Linked DNA regions of Mus musculus: all the other regions are linked to region 2. Evidence: chromatin contacts called from ENCODE Hi-C or POLR2A ChIA-PET data. All regions are on one chromosome and are shown on one strand. Each heading gives the region's core, a stretch centred on a gene start or an enhancer-like site at or near the end of the contact. The rest is flanking DNA. Distances are from core to core; before and after follow the strand shown.

Region 1 (2,700 bases), core at 94-2,593, 420 kb before region 2:
CAGTCCGGGATGCATAGTGAGACTTTAAAACAAAATTATTGCATATAGGTGTGTGTACCACAGGAGTGCCTGGTGCCAAAGGATTTTCTAGGACTGGCATTACAGGCAGTAGTTGAGAGTTTCAAAGCTGCGTGGGTGCTGGGAAACCAAACCTAGGTCCTCTGCATGATCTACAAATGCTTTTAAGCTCTTGGCCATGTCTCCAGGGTGGAATTTTTTTGTTGTTATTTTGCAAAAACTCTTTTCCCCCATAATTATATTTCATGTTGGGTGTGTGAAAGCACACAGGTATCACTTGAATGCACTGTGGAGGTCAGAGGACAACTCGCAGAAATCACTTCTCTCCTTCTACTCGTGTGGGTCCCAGGTCATGGGCTAGATATGAAAGTCTTTTTTTTAAAGATTTATTTATTTATTATATGTAAGTACATTGTAGCTGTCAATTATGGATGAGCCACCATGTGGTTGCTGGGATTTGAACTCAGGACCTTTAGAGGAGCAGTCAGTGCTCTTAACCGCTGAGCCATCTCACCAGCCCAGTATGAGAAGTCTTAAAAGGTAGATGCTAAAGTGTCATTTGAGAGTGTCCCTCATAGTTCAGGTTCAGCATCGTGAATATTACTGGGATGAGCGTCCATGCCCAGTTCCAAGTAGTTTTCTAAAATAATATGTAAATAAAAGTAAATTGGCAAAGTACTTAGAACTTCGCTATTACGATGGTTCTGTGTTTAAAGTTTTGGAGTTTGAATAGGTTATCTTATATTTTAAGAAGGAAAAGCTGGAGAGAAGCTATGCTATTATGCTAGACACTTGAACTTTCTGTTTGTGGAAACAGAAAAAAAAACAAATTCAAGATACATTTTGGAGGTAGAAATCACATAACTTGCTCATAGACACGGTTAGATGCTGTGAACCACTAGCGAAAACAGACAGACGGACAGAGACAGACAGAGAGACACACACGGACACACAAAACCCCACCACACCGGAAGCCACAGTAAGCTGAGACAGACAGACAGACAGACAGACAGACAGACAGACACACACACACACACACACACACACACACACACACACACACACACACACACACACACACACACACACACACACACACACACACACACACACAAAACCCCATCACACCGGAAGCCACAGTAAGCTCCTCCCTTCCCGAAAGGGAAGTGAGGAAAAGAACGCGACGAGCTGCAGTCCCAAACGCTTCCGGTTTAGTGCGGCGTCGAGGCTGTAAATCGGCGGACCTTGTTTGGTTCCTCCCACAATGGGCGGGTTCCTTTGAACCACTGACCAATAGTGAGCGAGACGGCATGCACTAGCCCAATGGAACTGCAGTGGGTGGGGCCTGGGGCAAGGGTTTGAGCCCTGGAGTTGGCGTTTCGGCCCACGTGGGAAGCTACGGGGTAGATCCGGCTTGGATGCCAAGTGCTGGAGAGAGACCTGCTGTGAAGATGGGACCGGCCCCCGCCGGAGAGCAGCACCGACGAGCAACTGAGGACCCAGAGGTTGGTTGCTCAAAATGTGCTTTATTTTGACGACAGAGCCTGAGATAGTCAGGCCTGATACCTAGCCTGCAGGGCGGCCTACTATGATAGAAAAAAGATTACTCCAGGGCGGCCTAGGTTACTGGGAAAATGATTTTTAGGGAATCTAGCCTTGGAGAGATCTGGATAGAGCAGGAGAAGAGGTGATATTTGGGAAGGCCTAAGCCTGTCTCAGCAAAAGATTTGTGGTGTCCGGAAACAGGAGGGCATTGGAGCACTACCTCAGGCAGTGACTGGCAAACTCAGTCAGGTCTAAGCAGGACTGCATCCTCACGCTGTCAGATTTCTCTCAGTGATGGCTATCCCGAGTTTTATAAAAATCTTAACGCCCACTGAAAGGGAACAACTAGAGTAGATGAACCCTTTACCCACAAACTTGAGTCAGCTGATACAGATACCCCCCCCCCCCCCCCCCCCCGATTTCATGTTGGCATGTTGGTTTCTGTCTCTCTGGTCATAGGTGATGGAACTTGCCTTCGAAGGCATGGACAAAGAGAAGGCACCCTCAAGAAAGCGTGCAAGAACAGAGCCACCTGCAGAAGGCCTCCTGCAGCCAGTGAACCTCAGTCGGGAGGAGCTGTACAAGGAGCCTACAAATGAGGAGCTAAATCGCCTCCGTGAGACCGAGATCTTGTTCCACTCCACCTTGCTTCGTTTACAAGTACGTGGGTGGCCAGGGCATAGGTTAGAGGGGTTTCCGTGGGGTCCCGAGGCTCACAGATTCCTCCCTTCCCCCTGCTAAAGGTGGAGGAGTTACTAAAGGAAGTCAGACTGTCAGAGAAGAAGAAAGAGAGGATTGATAATTTCCTGAAGGAGGTTACCAAGCGGATCCAGAAAGTGCCTCCAGTCCCTGAGGCTGAGGTAAGGCAGATGGCCTTGGGACAGTGAGTCATGAGACCCTCTTTGCTGTTCCACGAAACTTGGTTACTAAGGAGATCATTCTCATTGCAAGAAGACTCAACCAGGACACAGGTCATGCATTTGTCTCTCAAATGTAGCTCCATCTTGTACAAGTTTTGTAGGTGTTTTGTTTGTTTGAACAGGGTCTTACATGCCCCTGGCTGGCTGGCCTTGAACTCCTGATTGTCCTGCATAGTTCCCAAGGACGGAGATTGAGGGCCTGAGCCACTTTTGTTTG
Region 2 (2,700 bases), core at 4-2,503:
GCTCAATTCTGCACAAATGACCCAGTTTAATTTTTAGCTGTACGAGACACAATGGAGACTGCGTAGAAGTCTTGGCTAAGAGGCCTAATCCTGAGGGAAAACGCAAACTGTCGGGTCACCAGATCTGCCTTGATGTCTTAGGCAGTTATGGACCACGTTCTCAGCCTTGAGGTTTGTACAGCTTGAGATTCCTCCTCCCTTCCTGCTCTGATCCTAACATACACCCGCATCTTCTTTGTCAACAAAAGCACGGCTTTCCCTTGCTCTCAGGGACATCCTCCCATCCTGTCTTGTCATCTCCATCAGACAGTGGAGCCTGCTTTTTCAAGAAAACAATAGTAACCCATTTGATCAAGAAACAAAAGAGCTCTTAGCTGAGAGTGGGGACGAAGACCTGTCATCCCAGTATTTCAGAGGTAGACGCAGGGGATCTTGAGTTTGTGATTAGTCTAGGGCACAGTGAAACCTTGTCTAAACAACCCCCCCACCCCCAAAAAAGGGGGCCTCCGTAAGGTTCAGTTTCGACTGCGTTTCAGATTCTACACTCTGATTTTACTCACGAGATAGGAATTCTTTCATCTGCCAAGAAGTCTTTAGTGATTTACAATACAAGACTTTCAGGGAACGTCCTGGAATTGCTATAAAAATCAGTACACATATGTCATCCCAACCTCCTGCTGATTGCCCTCAGTTCATTTAGAGAAGACATCATAAAAAAAAAATCTTAGCAGGGTTCCTCTGTCTCTCTCTTCAGTCTTTTTTCTCCTTATAGAGAGAAAGAAAAGTGTAATTTTAACGTGGGTGGTAAGGCACTCCAGCCTGTAGTTTAAACGATGGCTTCAAAGCTGTGTTTGGTAGCTCACATCTGCAATCCCAGCACTGGGGGAATCTAAGGAGATTCTCGCGAGTTCAAGACCAATTTGGGCTACAGAACGAATTTCTCTCACTACCTCCAACCTCGTTCTTTCCCTTTCAAAGATGGCTTTAACTTATAGCAAGCTTCCTGAGGAGGAAGTGCTAAAAGGCGACATGGCTGCGTAGATGAGCCACAGAAGACTGCTGTCTGAAATCTCTCCGGATTCAGACAACCGGGAGGCTGCGAGCAAAGGAGCTATCCTCACGGGGGACAACTAGCGGCTAGCGCCACTGTTCTACCTGGGTATCGGGCGAGAAAACGTTCCAGCCAATTCTCGAAAAGATACTGGAATCATCACCGGTTGCTAGGCAGCCGTTTGTGACGTCATCTCTCAGCACCGGAAGCGGCGAGGCGCAGTAGAGCAGCGTGAAGTTTGTGGGTGTCCACAGTCGAGGTAAGTTAATGGTCCGCCTGCCTTCGTAGTTTGCTGGGTTAGAAGCGGGCAGGGGCATTTGGCCCGGGCTGCTAACTCGGAGCGGTGACCTTGAGGGTGGAGTTCGAGGTTTCTTTCTTCTGGGCGGATTAGGCTCCACCCCTTGGTCTTGCTCAGGTGGGCGTGTTTCAGAGTTTTGTTTCCGCCGCATTGTTCCGGCCTCCCACCCTCCCCGCCCCCCATCCCCACCCGGCTCCTGTACCTAGTTGGCTGCCAGATCAGCATGAAAAGATTTAGAGATAAGAGTGGACAAAGTCCATGCAGCGGGGCTGTTCAGCCTGACAGGAAAGTGTTTCTGCCAGAAACGCCTTCCAAGAGTAACTCGAGGTGCACTAGCAGTGTCCCCAGCGGGCCTTAAGAATGCCGGAAGCAGTGTAAGGTCTTTCTCTTTACAATGCAGAGATTCAACAAAGCAGGGGTTTTTGAAATGACACCAATTTGGAATTGCTGGGTAATTACTTTTGAGAAATCGACATATATTGGGGATTTCGTAAGAGGCCCTTCCTCCCCACTTAATTTTAGAGGTCTCCTGTAGCCCAGCTGGCCTCCTCAAATTTCTGATCCTCTTGTCCCTACCTCCCAGTGATGGGATACAGGCGTTTGCCACTGGGCTTGGACAATTTTTTTTCTTCTTCAAGATGGGTAACAGTATGTAGGGTAGTCTAACCTCAAACTTCTGGATATCCTGTATTAGCCAGGAGCCATGCTGCATTCTTGAAAGATGGTATGTGCAGGTAAAGGTGCCTGCATGTATGTCTGGGGAGGGAAGAGTGAGGATGTTGGCCAGTGGAGCCAGTCTGTGAAATACTTAGCCTAATTCCTCTGAGAAATTAGAAGCTGAGAGTCTTAAGTTCAAGTCTGTGTTGGACATTAGTCCACACTCACTTGTGCTTATGCAACTTTAAGTTTAATTGGAAATTCAGTTCCTTACTTGTGTTAATGGCCCTTCAAAAGCTCAGTTATCAGTGTGGCTTGAAGGTTTACTACATTTCCATTGTTGAAGAAAATTCTTGTGCTAACAGCGCTTCAAGATAGATTTCTGGCCTCATGTCACTTGCCCTGTCATTTGGGTTTCCTAACGTCATTGTTTGTATATGCTAGGCCCAGGGCGTGGCACTAATAGGAACTGTGGCCTTGTTGGAGTAGGTGTGTCACTGTGGGTGTGGACTTTAAGACCCTTGTCCTAGTTGCATGGAAGCCAGTCTTCTCCTAGCTGCCTTCAGAACAAGAGGTGGAACTCTCAGCTCCTCCAGCCCTATGTCTGCCTGAACACTGCCATGTTCCCACCTTGATAATAGTGGACTGAACCTCTGAACCTGTAAGCCAGCCCTAATTAAATGTTGTCCTTATA
Region 3 (2,700 bases), core at 139-2,638, 430 kb after region 2:
TTTAGCTTCATTTACAAATCAGTACAAGTAAAAAATTAGCACCTAAATTGAAATGTTTTAGGTAAAATGCAAAATAATTTTAATGGCCTTTTTTGGGGATTCTTTTTGTTGTTTTTTTGTTTGTTTTAAGACAGGGTCGATCTATGTAGTCTTGTCTGCCCTGAAACTTGCTATGTAGACCAGCTAGCTTCAAACTAGAGATCTGCCTGCCTCTACCTCTAGAGCACTGGGATTAATTCACCATCAGACCTGGCTTAAATTTAACAAATGTAAAGAAAGTATCTTTATAGTCATTTATTGTGTTGAGCAAATGTTGGAATATTTACAATGAAATGTATATTTGGTGAAAAATCTCTATTAAACACTTCCTGTTTTCCCTAGGGTGATACAATTCTGGAGACTGGAGAAGTAATTCCACCAATGAGAGATTTTCCTGATCAACATCATTGAAGAGTCCTTAAAAACTTAACAGACTTGTGTAACAGCACAAGTATGTTCCTAAAGTGCTGTATTTACTGAATCTGTTTCCTGGAAAAGTAATTAATAAAGCTTATTCTCAGAGTGTTATCACTGTCCGTGTTACTGTCCAAAGGTTCTATGATTTGAGACTAACAGTAAAAAGACAAATACTAAACAGAGCTATTAGCTACTTTTTTCTGTCCATTTTGATAAACAGGATGCAAAACACATTTTAGTCACAGTGTTGTTTACATACTGATTTGACATGAGGATGTGAAGTGTTTGAGCACTAGAATGAAAAGCTATGACCTGATACAAAATAGAGCCGGGCGTGGGGGCGCACGCCTTTACTCCCAGCACTCGGGAGGCAGAGGCAGGCGGATTTCTGAGTTCAAGGTCAGCCTGGTCTACAAAGTGAGTTCCAGGACAGCCAGGGCTATACAGAGAAACCCTGTCTCGAAAAAAAAAAAAGGGGGGGGGGGGTGTTGTCCGATCATTTTGAAAAATTGGCATGTTAACGCTTATCACAAAAGGCCACACGCAAATTTGTATTGTGAATTTTACTTTGAGTCTACATAGGTGCCATCTGAAGAAAAGAAGTGTTTGCTAAGAATTACAAAAGTTCGTTCAGAAGAACTTGTCTGGAAACTCCTTCTGTAGTTGTCGTCGTGCAGCTACAGTCGATGCATAGATGACGAATCCCCAAGAGAGCAAGACGATTGCAAGGAGCAACTAAAAGGAGGGGAGGAAAAGCAAAAAGAAGAAATCAATGTGCCGGGTCCTTTCCCTGTGTAGCCCGAGCAAGCAGCTACAGGTGGAAAGGCATCACATGCCTCTAACACAGTGCAGCCCAGAGGCAAGCAGGCCTGCAACCCCTGACGTCAGAGGCGGAAAAGCGTGTCCTCCAGGAAGAGGCGGAGCCGAGGGCAGGGCGTGAACGCTCAATTTAGGAATGGGTTCTGGAGTTCCAAGCTGCGAGCCAACAGTCTACCTTCGGCTCGCGGGCCCTGCCATGGTGCGCTCTGGAGCTCCGCTCTGCTCGGTACCTACCAGGGAGTAAGTCCAGTCCAGGCTTCGGCGACTCATCGGCCTCATGGTAAGGGAGCAGCGGGGACGGGGTGGCAAGGGCCCTACAGCCTGCTCGCGGGCGCATTGCACCCCGATGCAGCAGCCATTTTTCAGCGGGACTCTGCGCGCTCCCGCGGGCTTCCGCCCGGAGTTGGAACACATCACGTGATCCGGGCCTAGCCCGCCTTTCAGGCAGCAGAGGGAATAAAAGAGAAAATGTGAAGATCGCGCCTTTTTTGCGCTCACATAGGAATTCCTTAACTGCTTTATCCTGCATTTGCAGTGCGGTATTAATACAAGATAGTGTGCCATCGTGTGCATATAAAAGTTTATTGGAAAATAGTCCACGGTGGAAGAATCAAAGTTGCCGTCCCACACCCACATCGGTTTCCACCAAATGCGGATAGACCTTCATATGTTTATGCTTGACTTAAACATCTTTTACGTAACAAAAACATCGTTGGGAACTGTTAGTTGAGCCGTTCACCAAGAACAAACAGAATATTATCGCTGATGGCTGGAAATCTTTTCAAATATGTTGTACAGGTAGCCCGCATGGTGGATCTGCCGGCCAACAAGTGTTGACGGGCAGTTTGTCGAATGCTTGGGACTGCAGCAAGTTTGAAATACTAAGTCCCGAGAAAGGCAGCTTGGCAGGCCAACTATCAGGATGCTGGTGGTGTGCAGAGTGGAAGCCTGGCCGGCAGAGGCTGGGCCGCTCGGCTTTGGGCGCAGATGTGTCAGATACATTTTTAGTGTAGATTTCCGAGAGTGGAAAGAGGGAAGCGGGCCGCAGGGAGTTATGGCGGGGTAAAAGAAATGCCTGATGGTCAACCCAGCTGAAATAGACGGAAGGACCAGGGTGCTCTGGGAGCTCAGTCCAGTTCCCGTGGCACCATAGAGAATCCTAACAACTTGTTGAAGTTTGTGAGGTTCCACTGATACTGAGGCAGCCTTTCTGCATATTTGGTTGTGATTGTGGAGTTTGTGCTGTGCCCCCCCGCGGTGGGGGCAGGGCAGGGTCCGGGGTCTGTGCCGTAACGTCCCGCCTCCTGCGTGCGGCAGCGGTTTGGCGCATGCGCCCAGAGCTCGGGGGAAGGGGGTGGAGGAGCGGTGTTTTGCTGCGCGGGCTCGGGGGGTTGGTCTCGCCTTCTCTCCGCCTCCAAACTGCCT

Evidence for each region. A loop is a pair of places that touch in the nucleus more often than their neighbours do. ChIA-PET counts read pairs that join two places held with the same protein, here RNA polymerase II (POLR2A).
Region 1: a loop to region 2 is called in a map of v-Abl transformed pro-B cells, with 2.5 times the contacts of the local background. The contact joins the promoter of Nol6 here to the promoter of Aptx in region 2. A Hi-C loop is called at or near these places in 1 of 37 maps with a recorded cell type or tissue (v-Abl transformed pro-B cells). POLR2A ChIA-PET finds 5 or more read pairs at or near these places in 1 of 5 experiments (embryonic stem cell).
Region 3: a loop to region 2 is called in a map of T-helper 17 cell, with 4 times the contacts of the local background. The contact joins the promoter of Topors here to the promoter of Aptx in region 2. A Hi-C loop is called at or near these places in 4 of 37 maps with a recorded cell type or tissue (T-helper 17 cell, gastrocnemius, regulatory T cell and 1 more). POLR2A ChIA-PET finds 5 or more read pairs at or near these places in 4 of 5 experiments (Patski and embryonic stem cell).

Annotation. Positions count from the first base shown.
Region 1 is chr4:41,122,982-41,125,681 of GRCm38, reverse strand. Nol6 (nucleolar protein family 6 (RNA-associated)) reads left to right here and starts at 1,343. Exons shown (of 26, transcript NM_139236.3): 1 at 1,343-1,523; 2 at 2,023-2,223; 3 at 2,307-2,423. The coding sequence starts at 1,437.
Region 2 is chr4:40,701,747-40,704,446 of GRCm38, reverse strand. Aptx (aprataxin) reads left to right here and starts at 1,253. Exons shown (of 8, transcript NM_001025444.3): 1 at 1,253-1,310.
Region 3 is chr4:40,268,529-40,271,228 of GRCm38, reverse strand. Topors (topoisomerase I binding, arginine/serine-rich) reads left to right here and starts at 1,388. Exons shown (of 3, transcript NM_134097.3): 1 at 1,388-1,555. The coding sequence starts at 1,553. Smim27 (small integral membrane protein 27) reads right to left here and starts at 1,650. Exons shown (of 2, transcript NM_001349093.1): 1 at 1,510-1,650; 2 at 1,001-1,191. The coding sequence starts at 1,554. The coding sequence ends at 1,087. Ndufb6 (NADH:ubiquinone oxidoreductase subunit B6) reads left to right here. Exons shown (of 4, transcript NM_001033305.3): 4 at 382-638. The coding sequence ends at 450.